2 separate regions of the Homo sapiens genome follow, and region 1 is linked to region 2. The links are chromatin loops, found by intact Hi-C in ENCODE. Cell type or tissue: PC-3. All regions are shown on one strand. Links, peaks and the distances in the headings refer to the core of each region. The heading gives the core; the rest is flanking DNA. Region 1 has its middle 22 kb from the start of LLPH. Region 2 overlaps LINC02389 (long intergenic non-protein coding RNA 2389).

Evidence for each region. Peaks named below come from ENCODE experiments on the same cell type or tissue, not always from the same donor. Only the 100,000 strongest peaks of a DNase experiment are listed, where the experiment ranks them.
Region 1: it touches region 2 in a loop (15-fold over the local background); 49 of 110 quality-filtered maps call a loop at or near these places.

The regions. Positions count from the first base shown.
Region 1 is chr12:66,102,349-66,114,408 of GRCh38, reverse strand. No RefSeq gene overlaps it. Among named protein-coding and RNA genes, the nearest start is that of LLPH, 22 kb to the left of the region's middle. RefSeq lists an enhancer at 6,618-7,119. In PC-3, for the core only: a CTCF peak has its summit at 6,815 (motif pointing right); a DNase peak (open chromatin) is centred at 6,808; H3K4me3 peaks cover 355 bases.
Region 2 is chr12:64,883,964-64,896,023 of GRCh38, reverse strand. All of the region lies in intron 1 of LINC02389 (long intergenic non-protein coding RNA 2389), which reads right to left. Among named protein-coding and RNA genes, the nearest start is that of LINC02389, 6.2 kb to the right of the region's middle. RefSeq lists enhancers at 5,887-6,528, 6,529-7,171. In PC-3, for the core only: a CTCF peak has its summit at 4,964 (motif pointing left); DNase peaks (open chromatin) are centred at 1,833, 4,933 and 5,983; H3K4me3 peaks cover 1,012 bases; H3K27ac peaks cover 1,105 bases.

The DNA.
Region 1 (12,060 bases), core at 2,412-10,411, 1.2 Mb before region 2:
TCTCTTTCTTCCTCTTCATTTCCCTCTTTTTTTTTTTTTCTTTCTGCATTGGCCTCTTCCGTGTGAGTATTAACTCTAATTTCCTCCTTGGGCTCAAGTCACTACTCTTCTTGCATTTTCTCTCTATCTCCCTCCCACTCATTCCTCCCATACACCTCAGTCTTTCCACTCATTATGTTTTTCTTACTCTTCCTTTTCACCCTTATCTTCTAATAACTGGATTCAATGTGAACTGAAAAAATGCTTTACAACAGGTGTAGGTGCTATGGTTTGAGTGAGTCCCTCAGAATTCATGTGTTGGGAATTTTGTCCCCAGTTTGCTAGTGTTGGGATGTGGGGCATTGAAAAGGTGACTAGGTCATTAAGTGGGATTAATGCTGTTCTCGAGGGGCTGAGTTAATTCTCGAGTGAGTGAGTTTTCCCTCTCCTGAGACTGGATTAATTACTGCAAAAGCAGGTTGTTATAAAGCTAGCCCACCTCTTTGTACACAGGCTCACTTGCCCGTCCTCTTTTCTGCCATGCTATGGAGCAGCAAGAGGCCCTCACCAGATGCGCTAACCTGATCTTGGACTTTCCAGCCTCCAGAACTCTGAGCTAAGTAAATCACTTTTCTTTATAAATTATCCAGTCTCAGGTATTCTGTTATAGCAACAGAAAATAGACTAAGATAGTATGCAAATGGGCTGGCCCTTTGTTTTTGTAAAAAAGTTTTATTGGCACAAAGCCATGTCCACATGTCCATGAATTGTCTGTGAATAATTTGTGCTACAAAGGCAGAACTGAATAGTTGTGACAGAGATTCTTGTATAATCAGCAAAGCCTAAATTAAAATTTGGCCTTTTAAGAAAAAGTTTGCAGACTGCTGCTTTAAAATATTTTCTATAGCAAGAAGTACCACTACTGAAAAGAAAAATGAAAAGTAAAAAAATAAAATATTTTCTGTTTGTTAAATGAAGGCTTTTGTTCTTTATTTGAAAATTCAGGTGAGTTGGATCTGGTTTTATGTTTCCATCCTGTTGCATTTTATATTTGGAGAATCCCTCCAAGTTTCTTATTGGAAGGCAGTTGTATTAAAAAAAAAAAAAATAGACAAGCTTACCCTCACTCTGTATCAATGCAAGGCAGGTGGTACCAAAAGGTTGTTTGTATGTTTAGGTGTGTTCCCCATCTGCCACCTCAACTAAGCTTCTTTTAGTCTTTGGACTTAAAAAAAAAAAAAGATTGTCCCATTGTAGAGCTTTTTTCACAAATCTCATAACTCACTTTTCCCTTAAGTCTACAAACAATTTTTGAAAATGTTAAATGCTGGAGAAAGAACTCTGTTTTAATTTAATATGGCACCTAGAATACTGGCACATGTAAAGACATTCCAATTTAGTTTGATTTGGTGGGTGGTCTAGCTGAAAATACACTTACAGGTTGGTTTCATTAATAGGAAATTAATATGGACTAAAATAGTCATAGCATTTAAGGCTGGAAAACGTTTTAGAGATCATCTATTTTAACTTGTGCTTCTTAACAGATGAGGAAACTGAGGCCAATTTCCCCAAGAGGTTAGTAGTTCATGGCAGAGACCAGGAGCCCAAGAGTCTTTGTATTCACAGACCAATCTTTTTCAAAACCATAAATAGGTGACAATTAACCACACAAATAATAACATTTGGACTAATGTCAAAATTAATTGTATTCTTTTCTATAAAAGAGGGGTTGTTAAATAAAGCTATGGTGTGTGACTAGTGATCTTTTCTGTAGGTCTGTTTCTGCCGTAGTTAATAACCAATCCTTTCCCATTGGTGGCTGTGCCTCTTTGTTCCACAGGTAGTATAACATCTTTTACTTGAAACAAAACAAAACAGCAGTAACAAACTTCCCCCCTCCCCCATGCCCTCCATCAAAGGCCAGATTTTTTTTGTTTTTGTCTCTACTCTTTCCCTTCTAATTCATCTTGTGTGGTTGTCAACTTCTTTTTCTTTCCATAACTTTTGTTGTTTTTTCTCATAAAAGTAACACATGTATGTTGGAGAAAATTTTAAAACCCAAGAAAGTATAAATGAAATAAATAATTCATAATCCAACCACCCAGAGAATGTGTAGCTCTGTGTATATTTTCATAATTGTCTTAATACTGTATAATTTTATATTCTGCTTTCTTAACTTTATATCATGGGGATTTTTTTCCCATGCTGCTGGAAATTTTTTAAGAGTGTTGTTTGAAAAGTTCCCTCATTCTGTCTTGTGATAAACTATATATTTTTTTATTTGTCTACTTTTGGACATTTAATTTTTTTCTGAAAAAACTTTTTATTTTTGCTATTAAAATACTTCTCTGTAATATTAATGACCTTACATGTAAGTCTAATCCTTATCTGATTATATTCTTGAGGAAGGGTTCTAGAAGAGTATGAACTTTTCTTTAAGACTCCTTATCTGTATTGCCAAACTGCTCTCCTGAAAGGCTGAAACAATTAGTAATCCTTCCAGGAGTGAGTGAGTGCTTGTCTGGGGTACCCTTGAAGGGTTGTAAAATTTAAGCCTTTTAAAACATTCCTTTCAGTAAGTCATTCTCCTGCTAGGAAACTTCCCATGGCTGCAAGACCAAATTGAAGCTTCTTAGCATACTCTCTTCCATTTCTTCACTTCCAGTTGATTTCACAACCACTGCAATCTGGCAGGTCTAACATTATATTGATGTCTAATACCAGGAGTGACAAATTGGTACCCTTGCCCTGGAGAGACTTTGTACAGTGTTCTGCTTTGTTTTTTTGATGAGATTGTTGCCTTTAGATGGGTCAGACACTTCTAAAGTGATCTCTAGCTAGACAGTCCCTTTTGTTTGACACACACTGACCGGCCCTGGGAGGAAACTGCCTTAGGTAAACCCATGCCACTTACGCTCTGTAATCTCTTTTCCTCACACACTCCATGGCTGTCACTGCCAGGGCATCTTGGCTTCTACTGCTTTTTCCTGAGAGAAAACAGTAGATATTTTATTGTGGTAAAATATACAAACATAAACATTTATCTTTTTAACGATTTCTAAGTGTGCAATTCAGTGGCATTAAGTACCTTCACAGCGTGGTGCAATCATCACCACTGTCACTACTGTTTCCAGAATTTTTTATCATTTCAAACAGAAACTCTGCACCCATTAAACAATTACCCCCCATTCTCCCCTCCCTCCACCCCTAGTCTCCACTATTCTGCTTGCTCTCTCTGAATTTGACTACTCTAGATACCTCATATAAAGGGAATCATGGAATATTTGTCCTTGTGTGTCTGGCTTCTTTCACTCAGCATCACGTTTTCAAGGTTCTCTATTATCCATCTTGTAGTATGCATCAGTACTTCATTCCTTTTTAAGGCCAAGGAATATCTCATTGTATGCATATATCACACATTGTGTATCAGGTTATCTGTCAATGGACAGATATATATTCTTCTGATTATTCCTCTGAGATGATTTTGAGGCCCACAGTGCCAGCTCACTCAAATTTCCCATTCTGAGAACTCTTTTTTTGTTGGTCTACCTCAATGTCATATAACAAGTGACAAAAACATAAGGGGCTGGGAGCAGGAAGGAGCAAAGGGAGATTCACAGGCTGTATGAATGTGATAATGATAAATTTTTACTTTTTTTGTAAAAAAAGAATGATTTAAAAAAACTCTTGGTAAACAATTATGACATAGCATTCACATTTTTGGTAGCAGATTTCAGGTGTTTTCAATACTTTTCAACTGATACAAATAGCTTTTTTCATTTGGAGAGTTGGTGGTGGGAGATGCACAGAGACCCTCAATGCTTTACTTATGCTGACTTGTGACATCTATTATTATTATTATTATTATTATTATTATTATTATTATTATTTTTGAGATGGAGTCTTGCTCTGTCACCCAAGCTGGAGTGCAGTGGTGCAATCTCAGCTCACTGCAACCTCTGGATCCTGGGTTCAAGCAATTCTCCTGCCTCAGCCTCCTGAGTAGCTGGGACTACAGGCATGTGGCACCAAGCCCGGCTAATTTTTTTTGTATTTTTAGTAGAGATGGGGTTTTGCCATGTTGGTCAGGCTGGTCTCGAACTCCTAACTTCAGGTGATCTGCCCACCTCGGCCTCCCAAAGTGCTGGGATTACAGGCGTGAGCCACCACACTCGGCCATGACATCTATTATTTTGTTTGATGGTTTAACTTCTGAATTTTGGGGGGTTGTATATTTCATAACTTTGGCACTATATTTTAAGTTTCTCCAGGGAGGAGACCATTCTGTGGTTTGATACATCCTACATTAAAATCAGATAAAGAACATGCATTTCTTAAAGGACCTGATACATATTTGGAACTCCTTAAAATCTTTCTTTTTACTTTCTGTTTCTTCCAGCATTACCCAACATGATATCACACAGATAGCAGTCATCCCATAGTTTACTACTTAATAAATTGGTTAGTCTATTGATTCCAGCTTTCCAAAGGGCCTATTATTTTAAAATATTTGACACTAGAATATTTGAACTATTTATCTTCCCTATAACCACTGATATTCTAATTATGATATATTCGGTCCTGATCTTGAGCTATCACACAAAGTTATCAATTTCTAACAACCCTGCATAATGAAAAGATTTCAGGAGCAGAAGATGAAATTTTTTCTTGCCAAATTATATCTTTCTCTGTGGGCCTGTAGTAATTTGCATTGCTGGTTTACGTAGTACAATATTTTAGTGTGTGCTTATTATACTATCTTAACTCCCTGAGATTTACCAAGGACAAATGTGATTTTAATATTATATTGTATTTCATTTCACAGGTTTGTTTCATAACCTCAATAGTTATTTCTAGTTGTGATTCTGTTTCCTTTCTAAATGTGTTAATAAAATGCTTGCATTAAGATTGGCTTGACTCCAGAATCTGATATGGTCATGCTTCAAGTAAGTGATAAAACTCATGACAATATGGCACTTGGAGATGTTTGAATGCATCCTAACTATACAAGTGGGGAAATTCTTAGGTCCTTACAGAGTTAAATTAAGGTCAGACCTGGTTTCCGACACGAAGTTCAGATGTATTGGCAGATCCCCATGCTTGCATTTATTATACTGTAATTTGGGGCTTAAAGAGTTATATCCAGTCCATCCCCAACATCTGGATAGTGTTTATAACGATCACATTTGATCCTAATGTAATTTTGTTGGGGAATTCACTAGAATTCCTCTGTTGGCTACATTACAACTGAACATGAGATCTGCTAAAATATTACTAAAAAACTAGTGAATATCCATAGAGAATACAAAAATAGTTAGATTTCATCTCCCCTCCCCTTCCCTTCCCCGGCCAATAGCCACTAGCCCATCATACTCCCCTATCTGGGCTTCCTTGTTTCCATTGATAGAATGGGGGTGATGCTTTAATAGCAGCTAACATTTGTCAAGGGTTTTGAATCCTGAAAAGCAGAGCAGGCACAAAAATCTTTCAAGGATGATTATTGTATGTGTGCAACCTCAATGGCAGTGTCACAGACTCAACTGATGTAGATGACATGGGCATGATGGCAATTTTTCCTTTCATTTTCATTTTGATTTAGATGCTATTGCATAGAGTTAGGAAGACATTATTTGGGAAAGTAGAGCCAAAGGATTGGTTTTAACCACCCTTCCCCCATCAATGGAAGCCCCAAATGAATCAAACGGAACCTTTTAAGGTTGTAAAGGGAGCCTTTAATTATGTGAGATTGACAAGGGGGACATTTGGGAAGTTTGGCAATGCAGTTTCAGGGCCTCCCAGCCCTGCCAGCAGGAAGATTATTAACATATTTCATGTAATTTGTGCATTGCTATGTACCCTCCTCATGAAATAATTTTAGCATTCAAAAAGAGACAGCTGGGAAGAGGAAAAGACAGATAGGGAAGGACAGAGACTGTAAGAGTCTTTAGAAAGGGAAAATTATTTCATTAAATCTAAAGAGCATATGCTTTTCTGATGTATACCATATGCAAGTCTATGCAAATTATTTAATAGCACTGCACTCAGAGTAATTTCCATTTCCTCCCTAGCTTGTGACGGGACTATTCCTTTTAATCAGATTAGATGACATTCTCCGCAAACTTTTGGGGGTTTTAACTTAATTTGCCATGCTAAGTAGTTAGGGTAATTTGAAATAAAGCAATCAGTGGGCAGAAAAGAATGAAGCCAAACCTCGTTTCTGTCTTTGAGATGAGAGGCTGGCCGGCTGTGTGAGCCCCACAGGACTTCTTTCTCTTCTTCTCTCCTGCTCCTCAGCACCTGAGACCTCAGCAGAGTTTCCAATGGTCAGTTGTGTTGTTTTGATGGCACCTAATCAGGTCTGTTTCCCATCCATGGGGCTCGCGTGCGATGCTGCATTCCATTAGGCCTCCACTGTCACAATTTATGGTGCTGCCTCAAGTAATGATGGAAAAATGAATTCACATTCCTTAAAAAATTTTTCACCTGGGGAGGTCGTGGACACCTAAAGGGGTCTTTGAAATGGTCTGAAGGGGCCCTGCAGATATTCCATTCTAGAGGTTCTGGAGAAAGGGAGCTATAATCATCTAGTACCATGGATGGACAAGAGTTATCAAGGAAAGTCCTGGCAGGAAAGAATTCACATGGGACGCACGCCTGAAGGGACAGCAACCGATCAAGGGCGGCTGTGCTGCAGTAGTGCCAGCCCTTGGCAAAACTGTGAAGCTTGTTTTGGGGCATTGCTCACAGTTCTGCAAGCGGTGTGTTTGTTGCACAATCCCAGAGGGTCCATTGTCTTGTAGTCATAGGGCAATCTGTGTGTTAATACCAAATTTTTCCAGCAGATGGCAGTAAAGGGTCTTGAGGAAGGAGTGACTTCTAAAATCTTATCAGGTTGCAGTTTGGACTAGACTAGAGGGCCATCGGCCTTCCCTTTCACGGTTCTCTGTTTTACGGATGGCGGTGTTTGAGGAAAGGGAAGATTTTAATTGCTTAAACGAATTCCCTGCAAAGTGTTAGCAGATGAGGTTTAAATATCATCTATATTAGGGCTGTTAGGGATTTACTAGCCACCAAGATATAAAAGAGAGAACTTTAATGGTGAAATTTCATGCACTGAGACAAAGAGAAAAAATTGCTTTTTCCTTTCTTTCCTTTTTTTCTTCACACCCACCTTCCTTCCAAGACAATGCTTCAGCTGGGATCTTGGTTTTGAGGCACCGAGGTCGGCTCCCAGGATCTGTTCCTGTAGCACATGGAGGCACTTCTTATCAAAGATTTTTGAATGTAAACAGGCTGCAATCAATTAACTCTTTAAAAATTACTAAGGGCAGGCCGGGCGCCCAGCAATTTGGGAGGCTAGGGTGGGCGAATCACGTGAGGTCAGGAGTTCGAGGCCAGCCTGACCAATATGATGAAACCCGTCTTTACTAAAAATACAAAAAAATTAGCCAGACATGGTAGCATGTGCCTGTAATCCCAGCTACTGTCTCAGAGGCTGAGACAGGAGAATCACTTGAATCTGGGAGGCAGAGGTTGCAGTGAGCCGAGATGGCGCCATTGCACTCAAGTCTGGGCAACAAGAGTGAAACTCCGTCTCAAAAAAAAAAAAAAAAAAAAATTACTAACGACATCATATAACCAATCCAGGATCCTTCCTACATGCAGGGAGGAAAGAGGAATAAAGTTTTCTGAGTGCCTATTGGGTCTTTCCTTTCATTATTTTTCTTAATCCTGGATGCCATCCTTTTAGGTGGTTATCATTTTCCTCATTTTACATAGAAGTAAATGGGTAGTCAGAGAAGGTAAGGCACCTCCAGGAAGTCTCCCAGTTAACATGTGGATTCAAATCTTTTATTTATTTATTTTTATTTTATTTTATTATTATTATTTTTTAATAGAAATAAAGATGGATGTCTCACTATGTTGCCCAGGCTGGTCTCAAACTCCTGAGCTCAAGCGATCTTCCCCTCTTACCTCCCAAGGTGCTGGGATTACAGGCGTGAGCCACGGAGCCCTTCCTGGATCCAAATTTTCACCTGTCTGATCCCAAAGCCCAGCCTCATGTCAGTAGAGTGCTCTACCACATAACTACTAAAGATAGGACTAAAGATGACTTCTTTTTTATTATTTTGAGTTTTTTGTTGTTGTTGAATAGGCAAAATATATACATGTACGACAAATTCAAATACACAGTCGCAAATACATTTCTCTGGTTTCATGCCTTGTCTGGGGCCACCCTCCCACAGGCAACCACAGTTATAGTTTCCTATGTAGTCTTTCAGAAACGTTTTGGGCTTTTATAATATAAGCATATACATATATATCCTTTTTTTCCTTACATAAATGGTAGCTCACGAAACACACTGTTGCGTCTGTCTTTTTTCACTTAACAGCATATCTTGGAGGTGGGCTAAATAATTCTCTTTAAGAGCTTCAGAGTTGGAAATACTTTCCATCTTATGTATGTACCATAATTTTATTTAACTGAAATTGATCTATTTAACTGATATATTTATTCAAATGAGATTGATGACCCTTACAAAGATTACATTGTTAAATGACCATATTCCACTCAGTGTAGCCAGCCTTCAAAACCTTGCTGATGAATGAATGCCTCAAAATTGCAATAAGCATATGGCTTCCCAGAGTGACTTAATATCGGGTAAGCTTCTGAAAAGTTTATTTTGTGCTTTAAAAAGTATTCTCATTTCTAACATATGCATTTGCATGTGCACACACATACATTCTCACCACTTGAACCAGAATTAAAGGTTACCAATGAAAGAGACCAGGGTCTCAAGATGTTCAAGAAAAGTGAGCAGTGCTTATTGGATCTTTATCCCTCTTTTATAGTAGTGAGACAATAAAACAGAGTCTGTGGTCTGTCTAAACCTCAACTCAGCTTCTTTGGAGTAGGATGATTTGGATCAGTAAGAATCAAGTAGGAGTAGATCAGCCTTCCGGGAGAGACAGAGAAGGAAATCACAAAAGAAGCAATTCTATAATCTCTATAGATAAAGAAGGAAATTCCTTTTTAATCCAGTAAACTTTAAGCTATTTAGATAGAAAGAGTCTTTTCATGGCTAATGTGAATGCCAGTCTGCTTTCTATGTTGACACCTTATGAATTGTAACTCTAAAAGTGCTCATCATGGACGAGGTTCTCTACAAAATTTAAAAAAAAATTAGCCAGGTGTGGTTGTGCACACCTTTACTACCAGCTACTCAAGAGGCTGAGATTGGAGGATTGCTTGAATCAAGGAGTTTGAGGCTGCAGTGAGCTATGATCACGTCACTGCACTCCAGCCTGGGAGACAGAGAGAGACTCTCTCTAAAATTTTCTTTTTTTAAAAAAGGACCCAGGAGTTCCTTAAAAGATGGAATTTATATCCCATTAACTTTGTATGCTCCCCAGAAGTTATAGGAAGCTTCTCTGTGTATGTGTGTGTGTGCACGTGCACGCGCGCGTCTGTGTGTGTGTGAGAGAGAGAGAGACAGCGAGAGAGAGGAGAGAGAGAGAGAGACGGAAACAGAGACAGACAGAGAGAGCACACAGCACTTATTCTCCCAATATCCACCTGTATTTAATGACAGGCCCTGTCTAGGAATTTCCAAGATGTCAGTGGGATATCCATGATGATGAGACTTTCCAATATTCCACATAGTTACGTACATTTCTTCCTTTGTTGTATACTCTCTATTCAAATGGCAAATCTATTTGCCCTATTTCCCAGAGCTGACTTAACCCATTGCAAGCAGCAATTTGATTTGGAAGTCTAGGATCAAGGTTGGTATCCTCCAGCAACAACTGTTCCTACTGCTCCTCCCCACACCGTGGGATTATTCACACCACATGCACTCCATCTCTGTACTCGTCCCTTGCCCTCTTATCTTAAGGCTGTGATACAAACCTCTGGATGGGTGGAGGCCTCTTGCCTTTTCTGGTTGCAAAGGATCTCAGAAATAATGACACTAAAGCAGAGGGGGCAGACAATGACCTCCAATTAACTTGAAGCAGAAGCTGCCAGAATGGAGGAGATACAGGTGAAGCAGTGAACAAATGGCATGAACTGGATGATACAGAATCATGAAATTTTAGATTTGGAAGAAACCTTAGAGGTCATCTAATCTAGTGGCTCTAAAGCATGACCATGGGCGTGGACTGAGAAATATTCACACACACACACACACACACACACACACACACACGCATGCATCAGCAGGAACAAATTTTTGCCACATCATGCAGGTGGAAGAAATGTTACATCTATTTAAATCAAGTAAAGTCAGGTCGGATCAAGGTAGGGAGACTCTCCTTTTCTTTGGGTGGTATAAGTGTTTCTGGGGGACTTGTGTAACTGGGGACACAGTTAACTGAAATGATGTTGCATGAGGAGCTCAGTGGCTTATAATAATAAGCCAGCAAGCTTATTATTGTTATAACAATCAGCTCAAACTCAGTGGCTTATAAAAATAAGCATTGCTTTCTTATGCTCACAGGTCTGCTGGTTAGATGAGGGCAGATAGGTTTAAACTATACATTGGGTTCAGGTGTGCCCCATGAGTCTTTCATTCTCCCTCAATCAGCAGCTATCCAGGACATGTCCTTTTCAAGGAAAATGCCAGGAATGCAAGAGATAAAAGAAACAAGGCAAGTCCACTTCAAGCCTCTGTTTCATTCATACCTACCAACACAAGTCACATACCCAAGCCCAGTGCGGGGGTGGGAAAGTACCTTCACCCACAGTGGGAGGGCGCTGTGAAGCTGCATGGCAAGTGGCATGGATGTATAGCCTTCTTACAGGTTAATAAATGTCTTAGTCCATTTGTGCTGCTATAACAAAATACCTGGATGATTTATAGGGACTTGGTGATTTATAAATCCTAGAAATTTATTTCTCACACTTCTGGAGGCTGGGAAGCCAAAATCAAGGCACTGGCATCTGGTATCTGGTGAGGGCTGCATTATCTAGAGGGGAAGAGTGCTGTGTCCTCACATGGCAGAAGGTGGAAGTGCAAGAAGGAATGAACTCCTTCTGTCAAGCCTCTTTATAAGGGCACCTAATCCCACTGGAAGGGACACATTCCAACTATGCCAGTGGAGAGTTGGACTTATAATGCCACTCTTCATCTGGATTCCAAGACACTTCACTCATGGTTTTCTGCCTGTCTCACTGGAGCTTCCCTCTCAATTTCCTTTGTGGCTCCTTCTTCTCTCCACAAGCACTCACCATTGGAGAGTCCCAGGGCTCATTCCTTTCCATTGACTACTCTCATAGCTGTAAATACTGAGGACACCCATGGTTCCATCTCCGACCAGCTCTCCTGAGCTCCAGAGGCAAAATCCCCTTGAATGTCTAACAGATGTCTCAAACTCAAGTGTGTCCCTTCCAAAATTGCTCTACCTACAGCCTTCTCTCAAAGTGGAAAATCCATCCTCCAATCATTTAGGCCAACATCCTTGGAGTCATCATTGAATCTTCTCTTTCTCTCACATCTTTATACAATTTCTTGACAAATGTGATTGGTTCTACTTTCAGAACTGAATCAGCATCTTACCACTTTTTAGCATCCTCACTAATTACCATCTTTGTCTACGCCATGGTCATCTCTCATCTGGACCACTAAGATAGCCTCCAAATAGGTCTCCTTGTTCTTACTTTGCCGACCTATTGTCTACTCAGAGCGATCCTTTTGGAATGTAATTCATATCCAGTTATCTTCTGCTCAAAACCTCATTCCATCTAAACTAAAAGCCCAAATCCTTACAATGCCCTATCATTTTTCTACACTTTATTTCTCTGACAATCATCTCCTGCTGTTCTCTTCTTCACTTACTCTGCTCCAGCCATTCTGGACTCCTTGCTGTTTCTTAAACATATCAGCCATACTCTTGCTTTAGTGACATAGCTTTCTCTTTCTCAAGAACTTGTCCTCTAGGTATCTGCTGCTCTCAGATATTTGCCCCAGATATCTCTCTCACCTGCTAATCTTTGCTGAATGTTGCCTTCCTAATGGGACCAACTCTGGCCAATACATTTAATATTGCAACCTGACACCCCTCCCCAGTCCTGCTCTAGTA
Region 2 (12,060 bases), core at 1,758-9,757:
GGTACTCAGAGGGAGTTCTGGACTAAAGGCACACATTTGGGACTTGTTGGCATAAAGACGGTATTTAAAGACATGAACCTGGAACAGGTCACCAAGGGAGTAGATATAGATAAAGAGGGGCTAGGGCTGAGCCCCAAGGCACCTCAGTATTAAATGGATGGGAAGAAAAGGAGAAACCAGTGATAAAAACTTCAGCTGAATTAAACGTAATGGAGTTTAACTGAGCAATGAATGATTCGTCAACCAGGCAGCCTTCTGAGCCAGAATAGGCTCTGAGATTCCAGCGCAGCCACATGGGGGAAGAAGATTCATGGACAGAAAAAGGAAAGTGATGAATAGGTAATGGAAGTGAGGTACAAAAACAGCTGGATTGGTTACGGCTCAGCATTTGCCTTATTTGAACATGGTTTGAACAGTTGGCTACATTTGATTGGCCAAGACTCGGTGATTGGCACAACTGTAGGATATGGGTCTGTTTACACCTCCACTTGTTATGGTTCACAAGGTACAGAGAAACCTTTAGACCAAACTTAAAATATGTAAGGAGGCAGCTTTAGGCTAAATTTGATATAATACCAGCAAAGGAGATTGAAAAGCAGGAATCAGTGAGGTAGAAGGAAAACCAAGTGTGTGTCATATCCTATAAGCTGAGTAAAAAACAGTCTGTCTATGAACAAAATCTGAGTCAAAAGTTTCCCTCAAATTCTAGATTCCTCTTAGAGACTTTTCCAGGAAATGTATAATCAAACTATTTGCATTCCAAATGCAGCCTGCAATGTAAATATCTCTTTCATCACTGCATTATATTGCCCATTAATTTGTCACATGCAGTTCTTGTGGTTCAGATTCTTATCTTCATTTAACATGTGTTTTCCTACTTATGACGGTCACAACTTAATTAAATAAACTGGAAGCTTAGGTATAGCATGAATAGGGCATATATATGTAGAAATATCAAACTGACACATATGACTAATATCTGAAATATAGTAATTACATTGTCTAATGATATTAATCTCGTCATTTACCAAAATGAGTAGCTCAGGACCAAAACTTGGGGGAGCTATTTCTAACTCTAAATTTCATCATAACAAACCCTTTTAAACACATAATGGCTAATATTTAATAATCTGGTATTTTATCAGACAATATATTAATTATTTGGTTAATTTCAAGGGTTTTGACCAACACTTACTGAGTTCTTGGAACCACTTGACTTGGTTATTTCTTCCATTGATATAGATTAGTATTTAGCTGGCCGGTGTGACATTCATGGGTTATTGTAGCAAGGCATAAACAAAACCAGACTTGTAACCAGTCAGTGTCTTTGTAAGAAAAGAGATGTGTGATATAGTTCTAGCTCACAACAGATAAGTGGTTTCTCAGAAACATTTAGTCCCCTGTAAAACTGAGGCTGCCTCTTTTTTGCTTATGATCACCCTTTTAAATCAGAAGAAGCTTCTAGAAGTTTTATTCCCAAAAAGTCTTCAAGGCCATATTTCCCTCAAACAATAATTGAGCTCCAGGCACTATCAGCAGTGGAGGATGGCACATGCTTTCATATTACCCACTTCTGATTTCCCTGATACACACTATTATTCTGCAAATTCTTTGAGATAATCACATATCTATGTGTACCATATTTAACTAAAAGTGTGGAACTAAGTCACCATTCGAAAAAAATTATAAAGCATCATCTTTACATGATGATAAATAGAATCCCAAATCCAAGCTAAATTTCATTCATATTCCTTGGTATTGACTCAGAGTCCATAAAAATGAGTCAGATGCATCTAAAGTTCTTGTAGAACAAACACAAGCAGTCATGTTTTAGCAATTAGGATGAAGTCAGAGCAAGCATACGTTTCAAATCTGTGAACGACAGGATCCTGGGAGAGTCCACTAAAACAAGAAACGAACAAAGGGTAGACTAATTGTCATATCTCCTAGCTAAGTGGCAGGTATGACTGTGAAGTACTCAATAGCCACTAACTGAATGAATGGATGAACAAAGACCTAGGTTTGTGGTGAAAATTTTTGTTTAAAAACTACAGGATAAATTGAACTAAAGAGTTTCTGCAAAGCAAAGGAAACTACCAACAGAGTAAACAGACAACCTACAGAATGGGAGAACATTTTTGCAAACTATGCATCTGACAAAGGTCTAATATCCAGCATCTATAAGGAACTTAAACAAATTTACAAGAGAAAAACTAACAACTCCATTAAAAAGTGGACAAAGGGCATAGACATTTTCAAAAGAAGACATTTATGCTGCCAACAAGCATATGAAAAAAAAGCTCAACATCACCGATCGTTAGAGAAATGCAAATCAAAACCACAATGAGATACCATTTCACACTAGTCAGAATGGCTATTATTAAAAAGTCAAAAAATAACAGACGCTGGTGAAGTTGTGGAGAAAAAGGAACGCTTATACATTGTTGTTGGGGGTGTAAATTAGTTCAACCATTGTGGAAAACAGTGTGGTAATTCCTCAAAGACGTAAAAATAGAAATACCATTTGAGAAAATAATCTGTACAACAAACCCCATGACACAGGTGTACCTATATAACAAACCTGCGCACGTACCCCTGAACTTAAAATAACAGTTAAATTAAATAATAAATAAAGTACAGGATGGATCTCGGCTACTCAGAAGGCTGAGACAGGAGGATTACTTGAGCTCAGGAGTTTGACAGCAGTTTGGACAACATAATAAGATCCCATCTCAAAAAATTAAATTAGGCAGGCATGGTGGCTCACAACTGATTGTAATCCCAGCACTTTGGGAGGCCGAGGCAGGTGGATCACCTGAGGTCAGGAGTTCAAGACCAGCCTGGCCAACATGGTGAAGCCCCGTCTCTACTAAAAATACCAAAAAATAGCCAGGCATGGTGGAGGGCACCTGTAATCCCAGCTACTCAGGAGGCTGAGGCAGGAGAATCACTTGAACCCGGGAGGTGGAGTTTGCAGTGGGCCGAGATCGCACCATTGCACTCCAACCTGGGCGACAAGAGTGAGACTCCATCTCAGAAAAAAAAAAATTAATTTAATTAAAATTAAATTTAAATTTAAAAATAAGCAGTACACGGCCAGGCATAGTGGCTCACACCTGTAATCTTAGCACTTTGGGAGGCTGAGGCAGGCAGATTGCTTGAGCTCAGGAGTTCCAGGCCAGCCTGGGCAACATGGAGAAACCGCGGCTCTATAAAAATGTTTTTAAATGAGCTGGGTGTGGTGGCACATGCCTGTGGTCCCAGATACTTGGTGGGCTGAGGCTGGAGGTTCGCTTGACCCTGGGAGGCTGAGATTGCAGTGAGCCAGGATGGCACCACTGCACTCCAGCCTGGATGACAAAGTGAGACCCTGTCTCCAAAAAATAAATAAAAATAAGCAGTACACAATGGAAAAAAAAAATTTGCTTGACACTGATTCTGAGAAAAAAAAAGACTTGGGAATTTAAATCTACCTCAACCACAAATGAACCAATATTGTTATAGTGTATAAAAAGTTGATATAATCTTATTCAATGGAAGCTTCCAGATCGAGTGCAGTAATTGTCCCTATACCTTGCATGAATTGGACCTCACCTGGAATGTTATGTCTCATTCCAGGAAAGACACAGTAAGAACACTGACAATCCCAACTGTCTCCAGGAGATGCTCTGGATTGCTTAGCACAGGGCCTTGGCCCTAAAGCTGCTCAATAAATAAGGACTGAATTATCCCGAATCAATCCTTCATCATCCTTCCTTCCTATCTCCTGAATTGATGAGGAGTCTGGAAATCATGAAAAATGATTAAAGGAAGTTGAAGGGAGGCAACTTCTGGCTTAATATAGAATATGATTTCTAACAGTGCTGCCGCACAAGGAAATGAAACGCCCAACCAAGTAGGGATCTTAGTACAGAGAGTGTTCCAGCAGGTGAGCACTCATGTACCAAGGATGTTACCAAAGGATTGCTTGCAGTAAGTGGGAGACTGAAGCAGGTGACCTCCAAGAGCTCTTTCAACTCTGAGGTCCCTGAAACAGATGTCAGGGTCTGTAGAGGGGATCTCCATGGCCAGCTCAGGACACTGTAGGGCTGGCCCTCCTCCCTCCTCAATGTGAGCCCCTACTCTATATGCTGAGGAATTCCTCAGAAGGTGACTTTACTGACCTGAGGAATTCCTCAGCATATAGAGTAGGGGCTCACATTGGGGAGGGGTGCTGGGCTTCAGCGGCAGCTTTACCCTTTGTGCAGCCAGGGATAGCCACCTGGTGGGGCTTGTTATGACAGAGTGACCTGCACTGGACACAAGGTAGTGTGTATGCCCTAAATCAGACAGAACATTTATTTTCCCTTACTTACAATAAATCACTCTACTTGTTTTAAAAGGAAGCTGGGCCAGGTGAGGTGGCTCACGCCTGTGATCCCAGCACTTTGGGAGGCCGAGGCGGGCAGATCACTTGAGGTCAGGAGTTCGAGACCAGCCTGGCCAACATAGTGAAACCCTGTCTCTACTAAAAATCCAAAAATTAGCCGGGCGTGGTGGCGCTCGCCTGTAATCCCAGCTACTTGGGAGGCTGAGGCAGGAGTATTGCTTGAACCCGGGAGGTGGAGGTTGCAGTGAGCCAAGATCATGCCACTGCACCCCAGCCTGGGTGACAGAGCAAGACTCCGTCTCAAAAAATAAAAATAAAAATAAAATAAAAGGAAGCCGTTTTCGAAGTCATTCTTCAAGAAATAATGATCCTTAGCTGGGAACTTTGTACCTGGGTGCCCCTTATTCAAATGCCACGTCTATATACTTTTTAAACTTTACTAGATTAGAGCACAGGTGAAGGAGGTAACAATGGGACCCATTCTGCCTTTCCTCACACAAGCACTCAGTTAAGAGTAAAATGTCCAGCGTAAATTGCTAGAGCCAAAGCAGCTGGAAAATATTTCCATGAAGCAATAGTGACATCTAGTGGTCAGATGAAATAATCACACTCCTGCTCACTTCAAGTGAAGGAGGGAAAAACAAAACCCCAAGCCTTTTTACTCTCCTTTTATACCTCTTATCCAACCATACCTGACAGGGAATTGGTTGAAAAATCAAAAAAGTCAGTAAAACAGAGAATCATTAAAATTATACATGCAGAGCTCACTAAACACTTTAACCTGGAACATACACCTAACTACGCATGTATTCACCAATCATGTGATGCATGGCCAGGGTCTCTTTCCTGAATGCAGATCCACCAAGTTGCTGCTAGTCTCTGTTGCACAAACCAAACCATTGTACATCATATACAGTGCCCAGCGTTTGCTTATTATATGGTGAGAACCTTAAGACACTTGTGAAACAAAATTCCCTCCGCTGATTTTTATGATTTTTTTTCTCTTATAGTTGTCTCTCTCACCTTTTATTCAATGATGCTTTTTTGGTAACTCAGTTTTATCGAGCCTTTCCAAAGCTTTCATCTTAGATTTTATAGGAACGGCAACTCTTTCTCTTTGTACTCATATTTCATCTGTTTATTAACTATCTGATCAAATACAAATCCTCCAAACATAAACAGGAACAAATGAAATGGAAGGAAGATGTTTATTTCGATAAGGCTTACCTATGTTCATTTTTTTCCTAAGCCAGGGGGCAGGAGTATTTTTAAATCTGATTTAAATTTCCAACGTCCACTGCAATTATTTCATTTCACCTCTCTCTCTCTTTCCTGCAGCGCAATTTCCCCCACCTCCTTCACTTACAGCCCAAACTCCCATCTCCTGTTCAAATGGAGTAGAGATTCCGTCACTCTCTCCCACCTCTACCTGCTGTACTTCCCCACACCAGCTTCTCAACATTCCTGTTTCTTCAGCCTTCCTTCTTATCTCAAAGAAGAGGAAGCTCCCAAGTGTGCATTTACCATTTGGTGTTTGCCTTTCGTTCACCCAACTGTCCTTCCCTGCGGGACTTTAAACTCCGTGAGGGAAGGAATGTGACTTTACTGGTCTGTGAAGCTCCAGAATCCCATCCTGGCCTGAGAACATTGCTCTTAGTGTCAATAATATGAGGTCATGGCTCACTGGAGAATCGGGATAACACCGAGGAGAGTGGTTAGTCATGCCTTTGGGAGACCTTGAGGAACACAGGTCGTCTACCAGGAGAAGCCGTAATGTCATGTCCAACTCCAGCTCAGAGTTTTGTGAACTCAGTTGTAACTACGATTTTTCAGTTCCCAAATACCTTGTCAGTTCTCCCTTCACATGGCAAAACACAGTGTGTTAACTAAGGAAGCCAAGCAGCAAACCCATGGTGTCTCTTACTCTGACAGTCCACCCTATCCCTTGACACTATCCCAGACTTTTGACTTGAAAGCGTAGCCTAACACCTTTAAAGAACCAAGGCTAATGAAGTTTGCATATCTTTAGGGAAGTCCAAGTGCCTTTCACTGGGCCATCAAGTGCTATTGGCAAGAAAGATAAGGCAATAGGAGAGCCAATGTAAAGCAATTTGTTAAGATAATAGAAGAAATGGAAAGGCATTATGCTAATGTTCGCAAATGTATGCCCAATTAAGGCAAATCTGCCTTGGGGCGATAATGCCTGATCCCTGCATTGGACAGAAAGGAATATTTGGAAGTTTTTCTGCCAGCCTAGTCAAATTCAATTCTGTGTGAATATTAGCCCTTGTGAGTAATAACAGACCTCTTTAGCATCCACTAATTCATATTCTTTAACACACCATCATTTTTCCCTCAGATTAGAAACATACTTTTTTTTCTCTTTAGGCTAAAACATGCCATTGTTCTGACGTCCTTTCCGGCTTTATCTAAGAGTGAAAAACAATGCCAAGCGGCCCTTGCCTCTTTCATACACCATGCCCATTAGCTGTACCCCTGTTAATGGGTCTTGGCTTCCATTTCCTGCAAAACTATGACTTTTTAATAATCATGGCCCTTTTGTTCCCAAAGCAACTTAAAAGAGGAGGGACACCAGTGTGGGTCACTGTATTTTAGGATCTAGTTGCCCATGTGGTGTGCACACACCATGAGAGGCCAGCAGTTGTTCCAGTCCAACCCTGACTCTGAGAGAGAAAGATTTTCTGAGTGTCTGTAGTACAATATCCTCTCCCGTTGCCTCCCAGATCACAATCTTCCATTACATCACATTAGTGCAGTGGTTTGGGGGTTGGGGGGACAGGCTTTTAGAAGGACCGTCACCAAGTGGTTAAGAATAAGGGAGCTACAGCCACACACCCAGGTTCAATTTCATCCTCTGCCACTCTCTGGCTCTATGACCTTGAGAAAGTAACATCCTCTCCAAGCTCCAGTTTCCTCATCTATTGCAGAAGAAGGAACACTAAAGCCAGGCGTGGTGGCACGCGCCTGTAGTCCCAGCATTTTGGGAGGCCAAGGCAGGAGGATCACTTGAGCCCAGGAGTTCAAGATTACACCGAGCTATGATTGTGCCACTGCACTTCAGCCTGCGTGGAAAAGTGAGACCCTGTCTCTTAAAAATAAAAGAAGAAACACTGGTATTTACTCTGAGGGGTGGTTATGAGAATTAAAGGAGGCAATCCATGTAAGGCTCTTAGCACAGTGCCTGTCAAACAGGAAGCACTCAATAAATATTAATTGTTATTTTGTGTTTATCTTCCTTCACTATCCCATAGACTCATAATTCTCAAAATTTATGGTCTCTAAACCTCTTTAGACAAGATTTAAACTTAACATAAGCTCTCAAAAATTATGAGGACCCTAAAGAGCTTATACATGATATCTTTTATTTAGTGTATTATAAGTAAAGTCAAAATATTTTAATTCTTTTAAAAATACAATAAATCCATTATCATAAATAAGATTCTATGAAAAATAACCACATTTTCCAAAACAAAAATATTTGGTGAAAGAGCAGTATTGCTTTACATTTTTGCAAATCTCTTTCCTATGTGGTTTAATAGAAGACAGCTGGGTTCTCCTATCTGCTCCTGCATTCAAGCTGTTGTGATATCACACATTATGCAGCCTCTGAAAACCTCCTTGTATACTTGTGAGAAAATGGGAGTGAAAAAGGCAAATCACGCCCTGATGTTGCTATGAAAATAGTATGACCTCTCGGACTTTATGAAAGAACCCTGGAGCAGTGTCCAGATTTTCTGATGTCAATATCAGCACCGCAGAGTCTCAAGTTCCAAGTCAGTTCATTGTTGGAGTTGGGAGAATTTTCCCAGACTATAAGGCCAACAGAATTGGATGTGAAAACAACTGCTGGTGCAACTGTGACTAGGCCCTAATTAAATGAGGCAGGAAAACCCTTAATCCCAACCTCACCATATACCCTCCGGTTCAGAAACTCAGGCCTGAGCCATGCAGAAGCCAGACCCCTGTTGTTCTGCCATTTGGATGAAGCTTGTTTGTGAATAAAATACTGGAATCCATCCATTTCTCCGGATTGAACATTAGCAACTGTTTTTTTTAATTGCTTTTCTTGTTTTTGTTTTTTTAATTTGTTTTAGAAGACAGTCAATTCAAAAAAAATTTTCTTGATGTAATTCCTTTTTCAAAAATTATCTTTTTAAATTCTGGAAATCCAATGTTTATGACTTAAGCCTTGTTATTTTTATACTATTAAAGGTTTGGGGTTTAAGGCTTTGTTTTGTGTTTTTGGCAAGCCTTTAAACAAATATTGTTGTTGAATAAGAACCTCTTCAAATGTTTTACTCATTCTTTATTGACCTTTCAAGATACACACAGTAGTGACATCACAGCCACCATGTCTAGCAGTGACACTCCAAACCATTTACCAGGCAAACTTAAGGAGTGGTTCATTCTCTGCACCTGGTGGGGATGGACAGTCCCTCCTGGAGGGGATCCATTGGTTACCTCTAAGATAATTTCAAAAGAAGGTGGAACTGGGACTCTCTGGGGCTGACTACTTTCTCAGGGAGAGGCATCAGGTGCAAAGCTATTTTTATCTCTTCAAAGCTCTACAACACAGGCTAGTCTTCCCCTCCCCCAACTATTTCTAGAAATTTGAAATGTTATTGTATCAGTCAAGACTAAATTGCTGGCACCAAACCCAAATTGAAGAGAAGACTTTTGGAGGGTAAGGGGTGGAGTATCCTCATTTATTGGAAACACTTTGCAATCATTCCACTCAATTTAGGAGGGCTGTGAAAATATAAGCATAAATAAAAATAATATATAAAACAACATAAACAATACAAATAACATCATGTATGGATTTTTGGCTGTGAAAATTATAACAGCAACTTATTACTATGAACAGCATGCTAAGTAAAAATGGTCCTATTCTTAGCTGAAGCACATTCTAATCTCTAGGTCTGTCTCTATCTCTGTCTTTCTAAATTATCTATACTATTTCTATACCTATACCTATATCTCTCTACATATGTAGCTCAGAAACTTTGTACTTGCTGTTTCCTCTTTCTGGAACATTCTTTCCCCCAAATACATGGATGAGGCCTTCTGACACTATAGCAGTCCCTAACAGCAGCTGTGGGCTCTCCTGTGATTCTCATATCAGTGAGCCTCCTACACCAATGATATACTCCATGCACATGGTGGGGGTTAGGGGATTGGGAACATATGGCAACTTGCCAATGTCAGAATGTTATTTTAAGTCACTTAATTACACCGAGCTACAGATTTTCATCAGTGAAAAAAAAGAGTGGTCCAGACTGGTAGTTTCCAAACTCTGTTCCCCAGAACCCCAAGATCTCCCCCAAAGCAACTTCAGGGGTAATGCTGGCAACCAGAGAGGAAACCAGTGTGCAGAGCTCTGGCCTCTCTGCCCCCACCTGAATGAGGGTAGTGGTTCAGTTGTACTCCAAAAGTCCAGATATTCACCCTAAAACATACAGGGATTTAGTATGTGATTATAAAGGTGGCATTTTTAATCAATAGGGGAAAGATTAATAAATGGTGCCGGCACCACTAGGTAACTATTTGGAAAAAATAAATGTTAAGATGGAACCTTAGTTCCCAACTTACACAAAAGTAAATTCCAAATGAGTCAGATTTAAACATAAAAAATGAAACCATAAAACTAGTAGAAGGAAAAAATTAAAGAACTTTAACCACAAAGAAGTAGAGAGAGCCTTTCCAAACATCACACAAAACCCAGAAGCTATAATAGAAAAGATTAATAGATATGACCAAATAAAAATGACCTTAAATCTATATACATGTCAGTAAATCAGCATGAACAAAGTCAAAAGATAATTGACAAAATGAGAAAAATATTGTGACACAGATTACAGACAAGGATGTTTTTCTTAACGCATAAAAAACTCACAAATCAGTAAGAAAAAGGCTGGGTGTGGTGGCTCATGCCTCTAATCCCAGCACTCTGGGAGGCCGAGGCAGGCTGATCACGAGGTCAGGAGATCAAGACCATCCTGGCTAACATGGTGAAACCCCCATCTCTACTAAAAAAAAAATACAAAAATTAGCCAGGCGTGGTGGCGGGCACCTGTAGTCCCAGCTACACGGGAGGCTGAGGCAGGAGAATGGCATGAACCCGGGAGGCGGAGCTTGCAGTGAGCCGAGATCGCACCACTGCACTCCAGCCTGGGCAACAGAGTGAGACTCCATCTCAAAAAAAAAAAAAAAAAAACCAGTAAGAAAAAAAACAGCAAGAATGAGCAAAGCCTATGAACAAAGGACATATAAATAACTTTTAAATATATGTCAACCTTATGCATATTTTTCAAACATACATTAAGTACTCACCCAATCAGAAAAGATCAAAAAATTTGATAAGATTCTCAGTAATGTGGGGGTAGGAGGAATTGGGCACTTCCTTACATTGCTGATGGAAGCAGAAACTTATGGAACATCTGTGGAGAGCAATTTGGCAACATGTATCAAAATTTTAAATGTGCATTGTTGACAAGTAATTCCATGTCTTAGAATTTATTCTTTAGCTAACTTCCTTATTAGCAATATTACATCATATGTACAAGGATATGCATATTCCATAGATATGAAATTGGAAGCAAACAAATAATCTAATAATAGATTAGAGAATAAATGTATTGTGCACAGACCTGAAATGGAAATCTATGCAGCAGTAAAAAAGAACGAGGTGGCTCTACTTGCACTGTTCTGGAACAATCTCCATGGTACATAGTGAAAAAGGAAAGTTCAGAAGGTTATTGTGTTACTGCTTACGAAAGTGTGTGTGTGAGAATGTGCTTGAATATGCATAAAACATCTCTGAAAGGATACAAAAGAAAGGAGTAACATCGGTTTCCTGTGGGTAGAAGCTTTGAGTGGATAGGGGACAAGGGGTGGAGGGAGACCTAGTTTTCCTATGTGCTTTTTCGTACATGTTAAATTTTCACCTTGTGCAAATATTATCTACTTAAAGTACAAGTCTAAACAATAATTTTATAATGTTCTGCTCCTTAAAAACCTTTGAAAATCATTGAGCTACATGATGCCTAGGATTGCCATTAGTAATGTTTATTATTGTGATATAACCACTTTTTATTAAATAATATCATGATTCTGTAATTTGTTTCACACTTGACAAATGTACTAGAAATTCTGCTCCATAGCTATACATGCAACAAAAATCTTTACACTTTTCACCATCTGTTAAATTCTGTTGCATAGACATTTGTGGAGTTCATCACATACGTTATATGTAGCTCAACCTTCCCCAGACCTTAGCAACTTCTTGGTCCAGATAGGGTCCCTGCAGCAACAATGACTCAACACCGTTCTCACAGACATATTTTGAAACAGGGCCTATAAAGTCCTCCCATCCCCTTAACTGGGCAAGGTTTTCTTTTTATATGTATATATATATATTTTTTTTTATTATACTTTAAGTTCTAGGGTACATGTGCACAACGTGCAGGTTTGTTACATATGTATACATGTGCCATGTTGGTGTGCTGCACCCATTAACTCGTCATTTATATTAGGTATATCTCCTAATGCTATCCGGTTTTCTTGAAATCTTCAGGGGGTGCCTCTCATGTGTTCCCAAACAAGTATGCTCCCAGCAGGCACTCCCACGGCTCTGCTGAACACTGCAGGTCCCGTGAGACCCACTTTCT